Regions from separate parts of the Homo sapiens genome. Here region 1 is linked to region 2. The links are chromatin loops, found by intact Hi-C in ENCODE. Cell type or tissue: Caco-2. All regions are shown on one strand. Each heading gives the region's core, and the rest is flanking DNA. Links, peaks and the distances in the headings are about the cores only.

Region 1 (11,296 bases), core at 2,051-10,050, 210 kb before region 2:
AACCAAACACTGCATGTTCTCACTCATAGGTGGGAACTGAACAATGAGAACACTTGGACACAGGGTGGGGAACAACACACATTGGGGCCTGTTAGGGGGTGGGGGGCTGGGGGAGAGATAGCATTAGGAGAAATACCTAATGTCAATGATGAGTTGATGGGTGTGGCAAACCACCATGGCACATGTATACCTATGTAACAAACCTGCACATTGTGCACATGTATCCTAGAACTTAAAGTATAATAATAAAAAAAGAAAAAAGAAAGAAAGAGATAGAGGAAACAAAAAGGATGCCATAAGTATAAGTTGAAAGAAAATATTTGTGGTATTTGCCAGCTTTAAAAAAGTTTGTAAGTTGTGTGATTTCTGTACTCATTCTCAATAAATGTTCATTATTTGTATCTAATTTTATGTATTTTTTCTTAAAGAGGGACACAAAATTTGCATATGCTTTAGGTTTCATAAAGCCTGGACTTGCCCTGTTTCATACCAATGTTGTGGACATATTCATAGCAGTCTGACAGTACCTGTGAGATGAGGAAGCAACATGCTGTAGTGGAAGAAGCAGCCTTGATTCTACCACTAGGAGCTGTGTAACTTCAGCTTGTTTCTTAGCCTCTGTGAATTTTGGTGTCCTCAGCTGTCAAGTTTGGATGTTGATCCATCACAGAATTGTTGAGACTTAAAGGAACCCTCAGTGTACTTCTTGGCATGTGATAAACACTCAATAAATATAATTTCCTTTTTTCACTTGAGCTCTCTCTGATGGTTTACAGATTTATCTTAGGTCAGGGACCCAGGTGAGGAAATGCGTTGTCCTTTCAAAATGAATTTTGATCTGAGGGTAGTAGGTAGAGAGTTGGGGTTTCCCCTGGGATTCTTGTCTTTAATAAACCCGAGACAAAATGAATCACAATGGTGTTTTCTCTAGATGTAAAACAAAGTATGCAGTGCCTTCATCAGCTGTGTAGAGTATTGGGCTGAAAGTATTCCAATTTAGTGTGTCTGCCACTACACACACACACACACACACACACACTCATTTGGTATGACCCAAGGATTACATTATTCTGAATCACTGCAGTTTTTTGACATGGCTTCATTCTTCAATCAAAAATATTGATGAACAAAGCCCTGGGCCAGGTGCTGGATTCCCTTGAAATGTAGGAGTCTGGGAACTAGGATTTGGCATTCACGGGTGTCCTAATGAGCCTGGAGCAGCACATTCTTTCCAATATGTGTGCTTTGGCTATATGTACCAGCGATAGCCTCTATGAGGTGGGGATGGGACGGGAACCCCAGGTTAGCTAAATACTGACTTGCTGTCAGGGTATGATTTAGTCATCATAGCAGACTGGGTTAATACCTATGATACTGGACTATGAACTCTTTTCTTTAAGGACAAGACACAAGACTACTTTTTTCAGTGCCCGCCATGGCTAGTACATAGTAGGTGTTTGTAGCATTTATTGAATTGATTTACAGTCTACATTCAGTAGGAGTAAAAAAAGCCTTTTAAAGTGCCCAAAGGATTTTCCTTTTTGAAACAAAATTGCAGCTTTTTGCTGGGCGCGGTGGCTCACAGCTGTAATCCCAGCAGTTTGGGAGGCCGAGGCGGATGGATCACCTGAAGTCAAGAGTTCGAGACCAGCCTGGCCAACATGGTGAAACCCCGTCTCTACTAAAAATACAAAAATTAGCCACACGTGGTGGCAGGCACCTGTAATCCCAGCTACTTGGGAGGCTGAGGCAGGAGAATTGCTTGAACCCAGGAGGCAGAAGTTGCAGTGAGCCGAGATTGCGCCACTGTACTCCAGCCTGGGTGACAGAGTGAGACATCATCTCAAAAAAAAAAAAAAAAAAAAGAGAAAGAAAAAAGAAAAAGAAAATTGCAGCTTTTGATGAATAGCCTGATAATTATGTCCCTTAGCCTGCTGTTGTGGAGGAATAGGAGTCATTTTGAAATGGGGAATCAGAAGCAGTCTGTTTCACACTTTGCTCACAAGTGATTCCTCTGAGTGAAAGAAGTCAAACCAAAGCAAGTCCAGGGAAGTCTGAGAAGTTAGCATACTTGCAAAGACAAAACAGCCACAAGTCAACTGTCAGCTGAGTGAGTGCCTGTCTGGACGTTATCCTGCAGGCAGTTAGGAAGAAACATTGTTTGAAGACGCCTGTCACCAGCACACATGACTGATTTCTCATCAGAAGAGGGATTGTGAGTGAAATAAGAAAAAGTCTGTGTAATATGTGTCATGATGAGTTATACATTTACCTATTAACTGTATACAAAACCTTTATGCATATAGATTATCCATATTTTATTTGGGGGCCATCTGGTTAATTTGCCTGCTTTCTAAACTATTGAGTCAAATAAGCTCACTCAGGTATTGTCAGAATGAACCCACCTAATCTGGTTAACATTTTGGTGTCTGGGCAAGGTCTACCCAGGATCAAATCTGTTGACACCCTTCTCTCCAACCCCAGCCCTGTCCCTACCTACACACACGCTTTGTTTAAAAATACTCATTGGTGCTTACTCTGTGTCAGGTGTCAGGTAGTGTGCTAGCACTGAGGATGCATAGTCCTTTCCCTCTTTTTTTTTTTCTTTGGGACAGTGTCTTACTCTGTCACCCAAGCTGGAGTGCAGTGGTGTGATCGTGGCTCACTGCAGCCTTATCCTTGACCTCCTGGGCTCAGCTGATCTTCCCACCTCAGTACCTCCTGAGTAACTGGGACTACAGCTGTGCACTACCACCGGGCTAATTTTTCAGTTTTATGTTTTTGTAGACTTGGGGTCTTACTATGTTGCCTAGGCTGATCTTGAACTCCTGGACTCAAGCAATCCTCCTCCCTCAGCCTCCCAAACTGCTGGGATTACAGTTGTGAGCCACTGTACCCGGCCTCATCATATCCCTCTTGAAGCTTGCAGTGTAGGACAGGTGAACCCAGCAGCCACATCTCTTATTTGGGTATTGCGGGAGACCTGGCATAGTCAGCATCCAGCAGTGTTTCCAGAGTGGCTGGCCTTGCTGCTTCTCCTCACTTGCTCCTCAAGGGCAAGATGATATGCAGGTTACCACTGAAGCAAATGTCCCATCCATTGTCTTCTGGTCCGCTTAAACCTTGATCTAGTAATTAATTATATGAAAGAACAGAAAAAGTTTCAGAGAATGATAATCTGTTTTAAAATTTTCTTATTCATTTTTAATAGTTGTGTTTTTGGGGTACATATGATTTTTGATATGTGTATACAATGTGTAATGATCAAATCAGGGTAATTGGGGTATCTGTCACCTCAAACATTTATTTTTTCTTTGTGTTGGGAACATTGCAATTCTTCTCTTCTAGTTATTTTGAAATATACAATAAATTATCATTAACTATAATTTCCCTACTGTAGTATCAAATACTAGAACTTATTCCTTATAATGATAATCTCTTTAATAGTCATATTTAAATGCCAATTTACAAATGGAGTAAAATATTTAACAGAATTGAATTGATAATTTTGAGGCCTTTGTTAATAACTACTCTTAATTGCAGCAATTTTGTTTTGGACAGAGATTATGGGAATAAATTTTAATTCTGGTTGGAAAATAGTACTGAAACAGCACTTGTCTTATTCTTTCAAATTTTTAGTACTTGGGTATTTGGAGTCATTGAGATTTACTCTTTGTATATGCAGGAACATTAGTTGTTTCAGACTGGACAATGGCTGGTTATAAGTAGTTGAATAAAATCCCTGCAGTTCATCCATTCTTCTCCTACCAGCAGGTGTCATTATGGAAATATGAAAATACTGTAAATTCCAGAGTTGTAGGAACTAGCTGTGAGAAAGAAAAGTAACACTTTGGATATTAAAAAACAACAAAAAATGAAAAAATCATTTGGCACTAAGCAAGGATGGCATGTTTAATTACTGATTTGGCAGTGTTCTACAGTATGATGTAATAGGATTTTAAAGCACATAATTTATTTTAATTAGATTAAGTAAATATTTATAAGAACCATTCTAGGCTCATAGGAGTCACAAAAGAAAAGTAAGATGTGATTCTTATCCTCGAGGAGCCGACATGATATCTGAGGATACATTAATGAAATAATTAGTTCATAGAATGAATCAATCTTTCTTTTTTACATGCTGGATTGAAGAACATAGACAGTAAAAGTTGCAAAAGCTGGAGGGACTGAGTAGTGTTTTTGATTGTGGGTTAATCAAAGAAAAAGTTTTAAAAATTCAAGTAGGGAGGAACTTCAAAATAATTTGGTAACTTGATAGCTCATTCCTTCCTTTCTTGCTAACTGCCTATCTCTCGCTATAATCTAAAGTAATAATTATAATAATTACATATTACATATGTATCCAAGGATGTAACAATTGGATTTAACAGTTTACTATAATCGGCCGGGCGCGGTGGCTCATGCCTATAATCCCAGCACTTTGGGAGGCCGAGGCGGGCAGATCACGAGGTGAAGAGATGGAGACCATCCTGGCCAACATGGTGAAACCCCATCTCTACTAAAAATACAAAAATTAGCTGGGGGTGGTGATGCGTGCCTGCAGTCCCAGCTACTCGGGAGGCTGAGGCAGGAGAATCGCTTGAACCCGGGAGGCGGAGGTTGCAGTGAGCCGAGATCGCGCCACTGCACTCCAGCCTGGGAGACAGAGTGAGACTCCATCTCAAAACAAAAGAAAATGAAAAAACAAAACAAAAAAATGGTTTTCTATAATCAAGCGACTAATATGATCAAATCTTTCTAAAAACTAAGGTAAACATTATAAGTGAGCATTTGTATTAGGAGACTTTTCCAGGAACCTGGATCAGGTTCTAAGTGTGCTCGGTCAGGGTCAGTGCTTCATTCACCCTGTTTTCCCCTCTAGACTGTGAGGTTTTCTAAGGCATGGGATATGTGGCATTCCTCTTTGCATTCCTGGCACTCTTAATTCTGCCTCTGGATCTGTAGTGAGCTCTTAGTACATGTTTGTTGAATGACAGTATCACCAAAGGATAGGGTATTTACAGTCCTTTGTACATTATATTGTTAGAATGAATGCATATTGATACTAGACTAGGCAACCTCAGGTTGAATATTTCAGAAAACTGGATTGAGAAACCTGGCTTGAAAAGTTGATAGCATAGGCAGCCGCCCCCTTCTGCGCTGTCACGCCGAGCCAGCGCCTGGGCCTGGAACCGGGCCGCAGCCCCCCGGCTTCGCCCACCATCTCCCTACCATGGACCCCCGCAAAGTGAACGAGCTTCGGGCCTTTGTGAAAATGTGTAAGAAGGATCCAAGCATTCTGCACACCCAGGAAATGCGCTTCCTGAGGGAGTGGGTGGAGAGCATGGGAGGTACTGCTACTCAGAAAGCTAAATCAGAAGAAAATACCAAGGAAGAAAAACCTGATAGTAAGGTGGAGGAAGACTTAAAGGCAGACGAACCATCAAGTGAGGAAAGTGATCTAGAAATTGATAAAGAAGGTGTGATTGAACCAGACACTGATGCTCCTCAAGAAATGGGAGATGAAAATGCGGAGATAACAGAGGAGGTGATGGATCAGGCAAATGATAAAAAAGTGGCTGCTATTGAAGCCCTAAATGATGGTGAACTCCAGAAAGCCATTGACTTATTCACAGATGCCATCAAGCTGAATCCTCGCTTGGCCATTTTGTATGCCAAGAGGGCCAGTGTCTTCGTCAAATTACAGAAGCCAAATGCAGCCATCCGAGACTGTGACAGAGCCATTGAAATAAATCCTGATTCAGCTCAGCCTTACAAGAGGCGGGGGAAAGCACACAGACTTCTAGGCCACTGGGAAGAAGCAGCCCATGATCTTGCCCTTGCCTGTAAATTCGATTATGATGAAGATGCTAGTGCAATGCTGAAAGAAGTTCAACCTAGGGCACAGAAAATTGCAGAACATCAGAGAAAGTATGAGCGAAAACGTGAAGAGTGAGAGATCAAAGAAAGAATAGAACGAGTTAAGAAGGCTCGAAAAGAGCATGAGAGAGCCCAGAGGGAGGAAGAAGCCAGATGACAGTCAGGAGCTCAGTATGGCTCTTTTCCAGGTGGCTTTCCTGGGGGAATGCCTGGTAATTTTCCTGGAGGAATGGCTGGAATGGGAGGGGGCATACCTGGAATGGCCGGAATGCCTGGACTCAATGAAATTCTTAGTGATCCAGAGGTTCTTGCAGCCATGCAGGATCCAGAAGTTATGGTGGCCTTCCAGGATGTGGCTCAGAACCCAGCAAATATGTCAAAGTACCAGAGCAACCCAAAGGTTATGAATCTCATCAGTAAATTGTCAGCCAAATTTGGAGGTCAAGCATAACGCCCTTCTGATAAATAAAGCCCTTGCTGAAGGAAAAGCAACCTAGATCACATTATGGATGTCGCAATAATACAAACCAATGTACCTCTGACCTTCTCATCAAGAGAGCTGGGGTGCTTTGAAGATAATCCCTACCCCTCTCCCCCAAATGCAGCTGAAGCATTTTACAGTGGTTTGCCATTAGGGTATTCATTCAGATAATGTTTTCCTACTAGGAATTACAAACTTTAAACACTTTTTAAATCTTCAAAATATTTAAAACAAATTTAAAGGGTCTGTTAATTCTTATATTTTTCTTTACTAATCATTTTGGATTTTTTTCTTTGAATTATTGGGCAGGGAAGATACTTATGTGTGGAAGATTATTGCTCTAATTTGAGTGAAATAAAAGTTATTAGTGCGAGGCAAACATAACTCATTTGAGGATAAAAAAAAAGAAAAGTTGATAGCATAGATTCTGAAGTTTTCTCTTTTGATTCCACTTCTCCATCCGAGGACATATATTTCAAAAAGTATTTCAGTAAGCGATGTGATTCCAGGACATTGTCCATGAGATATAGAGGACATTGTACTTCATCTAAATAAAACTGGGCCTAATTTTAGGCAGAAGGATGTACGTAGTGTTATTTTATTACCTTTTCAACAACTTTCTTAGTAATCAGTCATTTTCAATGAAGACAGTTTGTTCACCACCATATTTGAAGACTATTATTAATTTACCAGCTGCTATATGGTAAGGGGTCTGTCCTCAGCCTACCTTTGGTAGTTTGAACTAGTTATACTTTGTTCATCATTTTCTGACATCTCCAGCTGCTTACTAGACTTCTCTGTTTTGATTTTCCATTGTCACCTCCTATGTAACATGTCAAATAGGGAAATCATCGCTTTTACCTATAAACCACATCTTCCTTTAAGGCCATACCTTTTCTTTTAATGTTACCATTTATTTTCCAGTTCCCCAGGTGAAAAACTTTGATGTTTCCTTGTTCTCAACCCCTTCCCCGATCCAATCAATCAAAATAGTATCTATACTTCCTTTGTGATGCCTATGATAACCATTCTTTTCTTCCTTTCTGTTTCTATTACCAAGACCCTGGATTAGACCACGCATGAATGACATAGCTTCTTGAATCATCCTATTAGCGTTTTCTCCTCTTTTACCCCCTATTAGTGAGTAGGAACATTTTAGTTAGAATTACTCAAATATCAGTACCAAGTCCACACCCTTAATCAGAGTTGCTAGGGCCCTTCATGACTTGCTGATGATCACTCTAACTCAACTCTTGTACCCTTAAAACTGTTTGCTCTGGTCATATAGAAAAATGCAATTTTCCAATCTAGCCATGTTCTCTTTGACTTCCAGATTATTTGTATTGTGGTAGAATACACATAACATAAAATTGACCATTTTAACCATTTTGAAGTGCACAGTTCAGTGGCACTAAGTATATTCCCATTGTTCTGCAACCATCACCATCATCCATCTCGAGAAATGTTTCATCTTCCTAAACAGAAACTCTGTACCCATTAAACACTAATTACCTATTTCCCCTCCTCCCAGCTTCTGGCAGCCACTATTCTACTTTCTATCTCTATGAATTTAACTACTCAAAGTACCTCATATAAGTGGAAGTATACAATATAGGTCCTTTTGTGGCTGGCTTGTTTCACTTTGCATAATGTCCTCAAAGTTCATCTATGTTGTAGCATGTGTCAGAATTTCCTTCCTTTTTAAGGCTGAATAATATTCCATTATATGTCTATGCCACATTTTGTTTATTCATTCATCCACTGAGAGACATTTGGGTTGCAGTTTCTTCTCTTTAAGTGTATTCTGCTAATTAAAAACAGGTTACTCTTCCTGCCACTTCTTTCAGTCATGTTACTTTGCTGCTCAGAAGCCTTCAATGAGTTCCTTTTTACAGATAGGGTAAGTCGCAGCATGCACAGCATAACACTCAAGGCTCTTGCCTCTCTGGGCCCTGACCTATGTATAAAACCTTTCTGTTAATTATTAGTCTTCAACATTTATTCATGAAACATAGTTTTTGAGTGTCTGGTATGTGTTGGGCCTTGGGGTAAGTGCAGAGTAAACCAAATAGATATTGTCCCTTACCCTATGGAACTGACTTTGGAGTTAAGTGATTCCTTCGCTCAAGCCAGAAGGCTCTCCTTTTTACCTTGGAAGCTGGCTACTTCACCCAACATGAATATACCAAAGACCATTTGGTAAATGACCAGCTCACCAAAGCTAATTCTGCAAAAATCACTTGACCAAATAATGATTTTGCTGAAAAATTGAGGTTTATATTTTTTACTTTGTCCCTGTCATCACTGCTGTTCTCTTCCTGGGCATGCATTGGCCAACTGCTGTTTAATATGAACTTTGCCTGTTTTTCACATTCCAGACTCTGAGAATTTTTAGAATGGTCAACATTTTCTACGGGATGGTCAAGTGTTTTCCATTTGTTTGTTTATTTTTTAAAGCACTGTTTTTTGTCTTAATTACTTTTGCCTCTGTCCCTATTGCTCCTGCTTCTGCACCTTCCTGTGCCCTGGTGCAATGGCTATGAGAAATTGCTCTAAACCCTGTGTAAAGGATTTGCCAGATGATTGCTCAGTGAATTGTTCATTCGTTGAGTTAGTCAGTAAGAAGATGATCATTTGGCAAATTAGTTTCCAAACATTTTAAAATTTCTTCTCTCCCTTGTAGGAAATCAAAGGGAAGCATTTTCTACTATTTTTTTCAGGTCTATCCTCTCTGTTTGAACCATAATATCTTTTTTTGAGATGGAGTCTTGCTTTGTTGCCCAGCTGGAGTGCAGTCACACGATCTGGGCTCATTACAGCTTCTGCCTCCCAGGTTTAAGCGATTGCAGCGCCTCAGCCTCCCAAGAAGCTGGGATTACAGGCATGTGCCACCACACCCAACTAGTTTTTGTATTTTTAGTAGAAATGGGGTTTTATCATGTTGGCCAGGCTGGTCTGGAACTCCTGACCTCAAGTGATCCACCTGCCTTGGCCTCCCAAAATGCTGGGATTACAGGCATGAGCCACTGTGCCCAGCCAAACCATAATCTCTTTTAATAGCTCTGTTGATTTGTTTTTGGGAGTAGCCTTCTTGTGAGTAGGCTTCTTGGGAGTAGCCTTCTTACATCTTGTGCTCAGAATCAGTAGTTGCTTGGTTAATCTAAAGAAGCTGGTTAAGGTGTAGAATCATAAAAACAATATAGACACATCTTTTAAAATAAAACTCCAATGTGCATTCTATTAACCAATCCTTTAGGATCAAGACATTTTCTTCCAAAATGGGTCCACTAATTATTCAAATCATCTCTCTTTCATAAACCATACTCATTATGAATTACCTATGATTTCCAGTTTCAGTTTCTTTAGACAGGAGCAAGATCTTAAAGACACTGTGATACAATGAGTAAAGAATCCTGGTGTATTTTTACTATTTTTCCCTGCCATTAACACTTGTCATATACAGTTTAAGAGCAGATTATCTTAGCAACATATCTGTATTGATTCTTTAAAAGGATTCAACCTAATTTTTAATGTAACTATTTTTATTGTCACATTCATCAGACAACATATTTAATTAAATATGATTATAATAACAAATACAAGTGGCACAACTTTTCTATCAATTGCCTGTTGGTAAGCGAACCATGCAATTGCTGGGAGTAGAAGCCTACAGGCTTACGAGGGAGGAGGCTGCGATCCAGGAGCACTGAGCATGCCTGGTATCAGCCAGTATGTTTCCCTGAGGACATAGGGAGCACTGGTTAAATGTATAGTCATTTAGTGCAGGTTGGCTATACAGGCTTTTACTGTATTTGTTCATCCTTATAGACAAAGCTGTGTTATTGCTTACTATCTTGTAATAAAGTAGGAGTTGAGGTGAGATCTAGCAGAAATTGATATGGGGAACTGCACAAATCCTTCAGGTTCAAATGACAAGAACAGGGAATATTTACATTTGATGTAAATTTGCATCACTTCATCAGAAGTCCAGAACCTGTGGGAATGGGGGTGCAGAGAGTGAAGAAGCAGTTTTAGACTGACATCGTTGGCAACTTTATTTTGGGGCAGACGGACCATCTCTGCCAGGAACTCTACTCCTCTGCCTAAATGACCATGCGGCCCCCCTTCCAAGGGAAGTCTCTAGGTGGACATCATGTGACTGCCCACCCCTTGGTCTGCACCCACCTTCCATGTAAGGAAGTGCTAGTGGCCTTCTATCAGGGTCTCTTCCACTGACTTCTGTATGTATATGTGTGTGGGAAGGAATTGTGTGTTGGGGGTAGGAGGTGGGGTCAGGGCTCTGTGCCTCTGCAGTGCATCCAGAAATTCCTCAACATTTTTCACAGTGTATATGCCCTCTCTAGTTTCCAGTACTGATAAAAGCTTTTCCCTGTTTTTGTATTCCGCTTGTCACTTCCCTGGAAATCCACATAGAAGGGATTGGAAGTCTGTCCTCTTTTATTCCAAATCTTCCTCTTCCCCTTCACCTCAAACTTTGTATTTTAGGCTCTTAAACGGGTCTGTACATAACTTTTTCCTCTGCTATAAGCACATAACTAATAAACTATGGGTTAGAGTAAGGTAATTGGCAGTTCTGTTTCTCAGTGTTCGTACCATTAAAATGATTTTTCCAAATCAGACTCAAGGCAATGGAATAATAATAATGAGAAGTTATTTTGCACTGTGCTTTATGGTTTTACCATGATTTAGTGCTTCATTTAATGAGACAAATAACCAGACAAGGCCGGGGGTGGTGGCTCACGCCTGTAATCCCAGCACTTTGGGAGATCAAGGTGGGAGGATTACTTGAGGTCAGGAGTTCAAGACCAGCCTTGGCAACATGGTGAAACCCCGTCTCTACAAAAAATTAAAAAATTAGCAGGGCGTCGTGGCGCATGCCTGTACCTGTAGTCCAAGCTACTTGGGAGGCTGAGG
Region 2 (11,296 bases), core at 1,449-9,448:
TATTTACTAGGGTCAGGAGCATTTAGTAGCAATGATAAAAGTGCAGATCAGAGACTACTTATATTGAACAGAAGTGCTTTATAAGGTCTCTATTCAACTGACATTCTGTTAAGTATTTCTAGTCAATGGATTCCTACGCGGACTGTTGAAACTTTAAGCTCAGGATAAGTGGTCTGGATGTGCAGTGCAGTTTAGTAAATGAACTAGAGCTCGGGTTCTATTTGCAACCCAGTTTTTTGGAGCTGAAGGGGCCCTTGGAACTCTTTAATCCCAGGTAGAAAAATGGAGACTCAGGAAAGCAGCACAGAGCATTTGTTGTCTGAGATAAGAGAGATGGGGCCATTTGAGAGCTCTGACCAGGCCCATGGCAGGCAAAGGGCTGCAGAGCGTTTCAAATTGGCAAAATTGACCTGTACTTCTCCATGTTGTGCTTCTCCTCAGAACTTTTGGGAAGCCGTGTGACTGTCATCATTCCAGCTAGAACACTTTCTTCCTCCAGAAAGTTTTGTGATCTGTTAACAATCATGTCTGGACCAAAGAATTTGGGGAAACTTGAAGCCAAAACAAATTTATCTAAGATTGTTGTTGTTTTTAAACAAGTGGCCAGCTTTGCAAATTTATGGATTAGTCCCCAAAGCTTGTGCTCTATAATTGACCCTTAACAGGTTAGCAGTAGAGGAGAAGAGAGACAAAGGCCACACTCTAGGGACTAAGAGCTATGAGAGTGTCGAGAGGTTGGGAGGGCTGTGTGTGTGTGTGTGTGTGTTTGTGTTGTTGGAGAAGGATGATCAGGTGTAGGAGAGAAGGGAGTAACTGCCACACTTGTGAATTTGGAAGCAATTTCAAAATCTCTATGTGGAGATTTTCTTTTGTTATATGGACAAACTTGGGGAAAGCCTCAAAAAGTTGAATGTCTTAGATCTCCACATTCTATTTTTTTTTTTTTCCAAGAGAATGCTTACTTAGTTGCGGGAAGCAGCCTCTAGGTGTGCAGGAGTGCAGATGCATGTCTTCCTTCTCTTCTAGTGGCTGGGACTCTTCCTGGGCTGGCATGGCAGCAACTGTGGGTGGGTGGTGCAGAATTTGTGCTGGTGTGGGAGGCCCTCATAAGTGACCCAGCCTCTGTCATTTCCGAGATGTTCATGTGGTGATGTGTCCTTTGCTCTAAAACAGTTGCTGTCATTTGTGATAGGTACACAGAAGTGTATGGACACAGGTGCAAATTCCCAGACCCTTACCTGTCACCAGGAGGCTGGTGGACTTTTCCAGGGTATTTGCCCCCTTTTCGTCTCCTGAATGACAATGTTGTGAATTGCGTGGGGGTTCAATGGAAGTGTTTTACTGACTGGGGATTTTTATTCTTGCTCATTATAATATTATCTTCTCTTTATTTCCTCATAAATACTTTAGGTTTCCTGTTGTAACTTTTGCTTTTCAATATCCATTTTATCTGGTGGTGATGATGATGATGACAATCATAGAAAACAGTTACATAGCCATCAGAATGTACCAGGCACTGCTCTAAACACTCACCTTATGTTAATACATGTAGGCCTATTATTATCCCCCTTTTATAAATATACATGTTCTTAGACCTTTTCCTTTTATTAAATTAGATTTTCATTCTTATGTTATCCAGTTTTATACCCAAAGTTTTAGTTCCTTTTAAATTTATCATTCTGAAATTTTTATTGCTAAAAATTATTTCTAAGATAAGTTGTATTGTCCAATATTTTCAATTCTTTTTCTTATTTTTGTATTCTACTTGCTTAATTACATTTAATAATTATTTTCTTTAATGCTGCCTTAGGGTTAACATTTTTCATTTTTTTAATCCACTTTTAAAAAGTTCTTTTTTTCCTATATATAGGGGATATAGAAAAAGTTACACAATAGCATAGGGACACATTCTCTCCAAAGAGAGGCAATGGTATGGGGGGAGCAAAAGATAGGGTGAGACCATCCTAGAGTAAAAGGGAACAAGAATTAACCACAAGCAACTTCGGAACCTGAATTAGATGCTGGTACAAAAACAAAACAAAACAAAACAAAACACAGCAAGCAAAGATATTCTTAGGACAATTGTGGAGATTTGAATATGAACTGGAATAATGGTTCACTTTCTTAGGTGTGGTAATGGTATCAGGGTTATGTAGGAGAATATCCTTATCCTTAGGCCATTCATGAGAGAGATGGAGAAAGTAAATGAGGTAAAATATTAACGATTATTGAATTGAAAGATATATAGGCATTGATTTCACTATTCAACTTTTTTGTTGGTTTGAACATTTTCATGGTAAAAGTTAGAAAATACAAAAAAAAACACAAAAACAAAACAATTTTTATCTTTATTATCTGTTTTTCAATTTTTGGTCTTAACTTGAGTATTATTTATATTATTATCTGTTTTTCTGTATTTTTGTCATAACTTTTTAGTTCCTATTTTATATTTTTATTGTTTACTGCTTTATAAAATTTATGCGTTTACTATTTTATAAAACCAGGTAATGCCTCTGGTCCTGGATGCTGGCTGGGGAAAGGAACAGCCTGTATATATTGGCCAAGATGATGAGATTGAAGTTGCAGAGCTTGTGTTCTCTCTGGTCACCTGCCTAGCCCCCTTATCAGATACCTCACACCTTCACTGTTGGTTCCCAAAAAAACTCATATTAACATTAAACTCATAGTCCTCTCATAAATTACGTGATAATCTAAAATGGAGAGATTTGCCCTTTTCCATCTTGCCATTGAAATTCTCATGAAAACAACAACAATAACAGAAATACCAAGTGCAATGGCAGGAGATCTGCAGGAGAAATTTCTAATGGCCCAGGACAGGTGTGGCTCTGAGGCAGGAAGACAACAGGAGATCCCCTCTCTCCACCCCTGCTGCAGAGAGGGGAATGGGGCTTAGTGGTTACCCCTAGGCCTAGATATGGTTTGTCAAAAAGAACACAAAGCCACAAGCAGAACATAGTGCAATTTCCTAAAGTGTGAGTAGACTTGAGGGAAGTTACTTTTATATTAAAATAAACATGGGTATATTTTGGAATAGCCTGCAAAAGGGAGATGCCAAAGGAATTTTATGCTTATTGAAGGCTGTTTTGAGACATCCTCTAAGACTCCCAGGAGTATAAATGGAAGAGTTTGTGAATCTCTGTATTATGATTAATTATGGGTTGGTTTGGCTAAAGAAGGTTTTGTAGGGGGAATGTTTTTGTGGGCCAATATTGATTATATATTTATATATATATATAGAGAGAGAGAGAGTATAGACAACTTTTTCTTCTTTGAATAGTAACCTACTGACCATTTGTACGTTGAAGTCCTATCCCCCAATACCTCAAAATGTGACTATATTTAGAGATAGGGCCTTTAAAAAGGTAATGAAGGGAAAAGGGGGTCATATGGGTGGGCCCTAATCCAATATGACTGAAGTCCTTACAGGAAGAGGAGATTAGGACACAGATATGCATGCATAAAGGAAAGACCATGTGAAGACATGCAGAGAAGTCAATCATCTGTAAGTCAAGGACACAGGCTCAGAGGAAACCAACCCTGCCAGTCAACACCTTGATCTTGGACTTCCAGCCTCCAGAATTGCAAGAAAATACATTTCTGTTGTTTAAGTCACCCAGTTGTGATACTTTGTTAAGGGCAGCCCCAACAAACTGATATACTGCTAGAATGGTGCTTATCAATTTTGTTATTCTGTTAATTTGTTTCATTTACTTTCCAACACAGTTTTCTCCTTTCTCACTCACTGATATCCTGACGTTTGACTTCCTGATCAGAAATGGAAGTGATGGGGTTGGACAGCAGGTGTTGGAAACTCAAATGCCTTAGGGACCATGCATGTGGATGTGCAAATCCAGGATGTAGAATAAAGACGTGTGGTGGTTGCTGTCACAATGAAGGGTGCATTCCCACTTAAAGACATTCAGATTCCAATGCTTTAAAGCCCTGTGCCAGCCCAAATGAATAAATAAGTCCTTACCTGGACTGTCTGGCAATTGCAATCCCTGCTCCAGTACAGCCTGGGCCTCATCCCCATGTTCCCTTGATTTATTACAAGAGGTCCATAAACACAGGTGCCAACCAAACCTTGTCTGTAGACTCTGTAATGCCACTCATATACTCACCTCTTAGTAAATTAAATTGCAAACTCACTTGTTAAATTCAAATTAATTTCCGAACCTTTTTTATTGGATACTTTCTTAATCATGATGATATATGGGGTTTATCCAGATTTTTTAAAAAATTCACTTTTTGAATTATAAAAGTCATGCATACGTATATGTTTATTGTGAAAAGATACATTTCTTTTCCTCCTGTGGATCTTCCCCTCAGAATTCCAGTTCTAATTCTACTCCTTGTGTGAACCCCTGAACATGCACCCATGCCCATTCATTTTTCTGGGCCCCTCACAGCAGCTCTAGCACCTCCACCTAAAAGGATTGAAAGGGAAGATGAGACCCCATTGCAGAATATTTGAAGTGGTTACTCATCAGCCCTGTATATACATATTAAAATTCTCTGAGTTGTTACAGCAGCTGTTGCAACTGAAAATAATTCAGCAAACAGGATCATTTTCTGTGTAGTTTATGGGCTCGGGAACAGTCCAGAAGCTTTGGAATTTGAGTTACTGTCAGCCCGCTGCTCAGCCAATCTCCACATGTCACAGGCTGGTAATTTGATCTACAGCTCCCTTGAAGTGAGTTTGTACTGAACACAGAAAGCTCTTTTTTCCCCCTTTTTGCCAAACGCTAAATAGCCTTTTATGTGTGTCTTTTTTCCCCTTACACAATCACGATTTGATTCAACAAAAATATTACACACCTTCTTCCTGAGGATTTTGTGTCCTTTTCTTGGACTCGCAGCTACACATTTTGGGCAGCAAGTTCCCTTGTTCCCTCGGCAGCTGCCTGCGCGCAGTCCTCCGGAGAGCCTAGGCCTGGGAGAGACCGCCTTGGATTTAGCTGGGCCTAAGAAAACACAGGCACAGCAGTGAGAAAAATATTATCTTCCAATTCCCCTTCCTTTCAAGACTCAGGAAATCTGCTTCTTTTCAGTGCTCTTATCACTGCTGTGAAGTTTTGATTTTTCCAATCTCCAGTGGTGGTTTAAAAGGAGCTTAGAGCAGAAGCTGAAAGGGCCTCCTGTATTTAGAGAGCAGAAGCCCCACCTGCTGTCTCTGGGGCACCTCCCAGTGGCCAGGGCCAGGGGGTGTGTCTGATGATGGAGACAGTTGGAGCCACTTCAGCACTGGCGCCGAGTTTATTTCATCTGCTGATATTTAGATTGTGGTGGGGAGGGCAGAATGCCTGATGATGCCGTCAGTTCACCACCATGCAACAGGTAGCCTGCTTTCCAGCTACTTTGCATGATATCCAGACTTTCTGGCATCAAGGCTTGGTGGCTCACAGGGCTTGAGGCAACACTACTCTGTAGCTTCCATTTTTTTTAGTGATTCCCTCACCGGTGGTGGATCTACCTAAGATCACAGTGGCCACGGTGGTATGCTATTTTGGGTTACTGAAAACTGAAACCTGTTTTTCGCTGAAGACAGTTTGCCTAACAGTTTAATAACCTTTATACTTAGAATATCAGGAGTCCTGTCTGTCTGATCAGCCAGTGGTACCATTAAGGAAAAATGAAAGATTGGTTTTCAGAGTCACTGAAGTTCTGGTGATATTTTAAATAAAAATTGAATACTTGGACATCTAAACTTATTTGATTGAAGCCTTGGGATGCCTAAAGTCATTGTGGTTGAGATTATATCTGTTTATGGCTGACAAAAATTATCATAAGTGTATAGAGTCTTATGTTGGGGACCTTGCTGTCCATCTCGAGACCATCTGCAGAAAATCCCAACAGCTGCAGTTTACTTCTCATTTTTCAGAATAGAGATTGATTATGAAGGAGGCACAAAACAAACCAATAAACAAAAAACCCAAATATTTGATTATGGCATTAACTTTATGGTCATTTCTAGAGGAGTGTGTGAGAGACATTAACTAGGTTCTGATTCTTGGAATAGATTAGACATTGGCCTTGCACCCAGCTCCACGGAATGATGTCCCCAGAAGGCCTTGCTTGTGCCTGGACACTGATGTCTGAGGAGTACGCTTCCCTGAGCTTTCCATGGGTCAATCTTAGAGGGCAGGGCTCCATGATCCTGGCCTTGACTGAAGGGGGAAGGATAGATTGGAGGTTTTTCCAAAGACTCACTGGAATTTGGAGATAAAATATTTAATAGGTTGAAAGCCTTTACAAGGGAGAACTCTGGTCTCCCTGTGAACGATGACCAAATATGGTAAAAATGTTCCCATTTCTGGTGGATCAATCAGTCCTTAAATATTTCTAGAATAACTTCCATGGTTAAAATCTGGATCCAGATTTTCTAATGAGCAATTTGCAGAAAGAACCCACCTGCATCAAATGGCAAAGTCAGAACCACGTGCAAGAGTGAACTGCACAGCCCTTGCTTAGCAACATGCCGCTTGTAGCCCACTGGGGGTGGAGTGCCCTCCAATCCAGACTCTACACTAAGAAATTAGGTAATTCAATGGCAATAGTAATTTTAGCTGCAGTTTAAGGAACGTTTACAGCTTTGAAACAGGAAATGGAAAACAATAAGTAAGAAACTATAAAATAAATTGAGCACATAGCTTTCTGTTACATTTTATACCCAGTGGTATGGAAAGTTTACTTAAGGAAATGACAAGGCTTATTTAGAGGACCAGCAACTTCTGGAGTCTTTTATTGAAATGGAAATGGGAGCAATGTTGGATACTCTTAAGGCTATTTCTTTGTAAATTCCCAATTGGGAAGCTTTAATATGTGTCCAGAAGGATTTAAAGACATTTTTCTTTTAATATTTACATGCCATATTATAATAAGATGAATCTTTGCTGTGAATTTGAATCTGAATATTAATGTTGGCTGTATTTTATTGAGTGATTATAGTGAGCCAGGCTCTGTATTAAGCACTTAAAATGACTGAGCTTATTTAATTTATTTAACATTATGATGTAGGTATTATTATTATCTCCATTTTACAGATGAGAAAACTGAAGATAAGAAAAATTCTGCAGCTTGCCTAGAATATGGCTGCTAGCAAATGTTGTAAAGGAACTCAGATCTGCCCATTCCCAGAGCCTGAGGTCTTAATCTATTCTGCTGACTTAAATTCTGTATCATGAGTTTCACAACCTGAAGCTTGGGAACTCCTGTGGAGCCCTGGAGTGATGTTTAAGGAATACTTCAGTGAGCTGTACACACTACAACTCCCATATTGCATTTTAGTTTTTAAAAATAGTTTCTTTAAAATAAATGCAAGAGGGGTCTCTGAACAATATGCTCAGGTCTCCAAACTGGCTGAATTTACCACGGACTATTTTTCTAGCATTTGGATTTTAACAGAAGCAGAGCAAAGTTGGGATGACCACACCCTTCCTGGGCTTCAAGGACTTTAAAAATGTCCTGGCTGCCCCAGAAGTTGGAGAGCTCTACATTTCAGCGTTGGTGGTGTGTGTTGTCTGAATGAAATGGGTTAGGGGTAGTGGGGAGATAAGAGGATTTATAGCCTAAAGAAGGTCAGGGAATCCCAGTGGCCCACCTGCTTTAGAGTCTCAATTTTCTCAACTTTAAATGGAAATGATATCATTACCTATGTAATCTGAGTGTTGTTAAATGCATTAAATTAGGCAATACATGTGAATAAAGCTTATGAGTTATTATTTTGGAGGTATTTAATGTGTTCTCCCCTCCTTGACAGTGGGCTGATATTTTACCATCCTGTTTCTAAGGCCCTGTTAAAGTTGTTTTTCTGAGCGTGCTCTATCCATCAGGATCCTGGCAGGAAACAGATGGTGCGCTCATGCTGGGAAGAGTTTAATAAAGGAACTGTTTACAAAAGTGTGCGCAGGATTTAGGAAAAGCAACAAGGGATGTTGCAGCGCCCCAGTAGAGGGCCATTACCAACACTAAGCCAGAAGGGTGGAAGGAAAGGAGTGTTTACCAGCACCTAGAGAGGTTTTTGAGAGGGCTGCCTGATAGTTAATGTGGCCTTTGGTGGAGGAATGCAATCAAGTCACAGAAACCTACCAGGGAGAGATCTTGGGGGAAAAATATCCTGACCTCACTTTCCTCCCTCCCTTTAATCTCCTGCAGGTATTCTCCACTGGTTGAATGCAAATGGAAGCCAGAGGAAAAGGGAACCCTTGACACAGTTTTCATATAGATTGGCCTCCAGGGCAGACAGCAGGTGAGAGTGGAGAGTGGGGCTGGGGGACAAAGAGCAGGTATGGAGCACAGCATGTGGCTCTCCACATGTTTACCAGTAACCTTCATCACTCTTGCCAGACTGGACCGAGAATCAACTCAGCCCATAATTATGCTGTCGTGGTGCCTCTACCTCCTTTTCTGTGTTTTCTCAATTTCCAGAAACTTATTCTCCACTTCCAAGCTGTCTTGTGTTCTTTTGCTCCTCTAAGTCTTCTTATTGTGGAAAAATGAACACAAAAAGTTAACTCACACACTTAAATGTCTTATGCCTAATTGTTACTTTAAAATGTGCATACTTATTTTCACTTCTGGGATGGCTAAATTGCTACCAGACTGACCACAGATAAACAATACAAAGAACAACTATCTGAAGGTGAGTAACTGTAAGCAGATTATGGGGATTAGTTGGCACATGTGTGAAAGGATAAGACAAGGTGTGTCTTCCCCTATTTATGGTTTTTAGCTTAAGAGCAGGCCTTAGACAATGCCCATAGTCTTTCTGGCCTGACGAACTAGAAGAAAAAGTTGAGAGCAGCCAGAGCCAGAAGAAAGTGAGAGGAAACCTCTAAAAGAAGAGTGCCAGAGAGGGGAGCCCCAAATTCCATGCATCAGGTGCCCAACTTTCTGGCTGAGTCCCAAACTTTGTGTGCATGTGGCACACTGCAAGCAGCTCAGTAAAGGGTCAATGACCTAACTGAGATAAGAGCTACTGCCCAAAAGACAGAGTTTGCAGTTTTGTCAAAACAAAAACATCACACTCGACGGGAGAAGTGTAACAGAAATGCAGAATCTCCCTAACAAAACATTCCCAGTGTCCAGGAAACCATCCAGAATTACCCAACATACAAAGAGCAGGAACCAGATTCCTGACCTATTCTGAAGAGAAAATATAATCAATGAAGATCAATCTTGAGATGACCTAGATATTGGAATTAATAGATGTAGACTTTAAAGCAACTGTTACTACAGTAATTAAAGGAACATTTATATTTTTATGTGCTTGTATTAGAAAAGAAGAAAAGTCTAAATTAATGACCTAAGGCTACCTTAAAAAGCCAAAAGATTAGAATAAGTTAAATCCCAATGCAGTAGAAGAGTAGAACTAATTAAGGTAGGAAAAGATATCAACAAAATATAAAACAACATTAGAGGAACTATATTGGTTATAAGAGATGCAGTTTAAGTATAAAGACACAGGTAGGAGTAAAACTGATTCTTGAAAAGATCAAGAAAATTGATAGAACCATAGCTAGACTGATCAAGAGAAAAAGAACACAAATAATCAATATCAGGAATGAAAAAGGGGATATAACTACAGATCCTGCAGACATATAATAAGATGATATGTTGACTACCCTTTTTGCCTGCTGATTTCTGGACACTAGGAGTCCAACATGCCTTGTGAACAATCATAAATTATAGTTCAGTGGGACACTTGCTGTGTCCTCTGGCGAAAATGTGCCCTTCTAGGGTCAAAGCCTACAGAACCCAGAATTATGGGGGCAGGAAGGACAGAAATCCCCCAGTGGGTCACTGGGAGTGATGACAAGTGTGATCCTTCCTATTTCCACCCCTTGGTTACATGTTCAGTACACTGGAACATATTCAGAGCTTTTTGGGTGTAAAGATTTGGGTACAGGAATACTGTCATTGAGAGCAGTGCTCCAAAATTCCTTCCATAAATACTGAGGTGTCTCCATCACCGTGGCCAGATTTTCATATTTTTTTCACCCCTGGCCATGTAACACACCTCACAGCAGACCCTTTGCTTGAACAGCTTATCTGTTTGCTTCCTATCACTTCTGCAGGAGAAAAATGGAGTGGAATGGGGGCAAGAACCTAGTTCTTTCTGCAGGAGAGATAGTTAATGCTTATGGTGTGCATTTTTATATGCCCCAATCTCCCTAGCAGTTAGTTCAGGGCCATGTGATTTGTTCTGGCCAATGGGTGTGAGCAGATCTTCTGAGTTGAGGCAGTGAAGAGCCAGTGTGGTTCCTCTGTGGCTCTCTTTTTTGGGTATGGCAACCTTGGAGGCCGTGTGTTCCAGATGGTGTAGCTGTGAGTTTCAGGAGCACTGCCCAACAAACAGCAACTTTATGTCCTGTCAAAGCAACCTTTATCCTGCTAAGCCTCTGAGATTCCTGGTTTGCTTGTTGTGGGTAGCAAGTGCTAATTACCTTGATTAATAAATCTATTCTCTCCACACCCATCAATCAATAAAAAATTCAGAACCCTGATTATAAATGTTTTCACAGTTGGTCAGCTAAGAGTTTCTTGTAGATTGCTATGCATTTAGCATTTTGCTGGGTTTTTTGTTATCAGTGCCCACTCTGAGTGGGTGGAGCCCCCTTTCCTGGTGGGTTATGGACTCCCTTATATCAGCAGATGAATAGAGGTTAAGAAGCATCACGAGTCAGCTTTATTTAGTTCTTATCTGGACATGGACAAGGTTACAGTCTACCCAGATATGCAGAGAGTATTCAGTGCTACATACTCAAGCTCCTTTCCTGGCTAAATTTCTGTTGGTTGCTCCCATTCCTATAACTGGAACATCACCTGTTAATTTCTTAATGTATGTGCACACAACAGATTCTTACTATGTATTCTCTGTCTAGCCAGGAGCATTACAACTGCTTCCACCACACCACCTCATTTGGCTATCTGAGTCTTCGGGTTAATTTCTGAGCAATTAGTGCTGTTGTGGTCATTGGGTTTTGTTTTGTTTTGTTTTGTTTTGTTTTTAGGCTCAATCTTATCAGATTGGATGCCTCTTGCTTTGAACCCACACTTTGTTGCCTCACCCTTATGACTCCTCTATTTCCCTCTTCATCCTTTTATTAAACAAAACTTATTAACTCTGTAATCAGACCAGCAGCATTGTGCAATAGGCACAAATGTTAGGTGCCTTACACATGCAATTTTGTGCCCAACTTTGGCAGCAGTTGTTTTTATTCTGTCTTCACAGATGAGGAAATGGAGGCCCAGTGAAGACACAGGAGAAGTATTA

The links. Peaks named below come from ENCODE experiments on the same cell type or tissue, not always from the same donor. Only the 100,000 strongest peaks of a DNase experiment are listed, where the experiment ranks them.
Region 1: it touches region 2 in a loop (4-fold over the local background); 3 of 110 quality-filtered maps call a loop at or near these places.

The regions. Positions count from the first base shown.
Region 1 is chr13:50,166,856-50,178,151 of GRCh38, forward strand. All of the region lies in intron 2 of DLEU1 (deleted in lymphocytic leukemia 1), which reads left to right. It also overlaps the pseudogene ST13P4. Among named protein-coding and RNA genes, the nearest start is that of DLEU2, 47 kb to the left of the region's middle. In Caco-2, for the core only: no CTCF peak of the experiment used is centred there; no DNase peak of the experiment used is centred there.
Region 2 is chr13:50,382,023-50,393,318 of GRCh38, forward strand. It overlaps DLEU1 (deleted in lymphocytic leukemia 1), which reads left to right. Exons shown (of 7, transcript NR_109974.1): 3 at 8,176-8,269. Among named protein-coding and RNA genes, the nearest start is that of DLEU1-AS1, 140 kb to the right of the region's middle. In Caco-2, for the core only: no CTCF peak of the experiment used is centred there; a DNase peak (open chromatin) is centred at 5,219.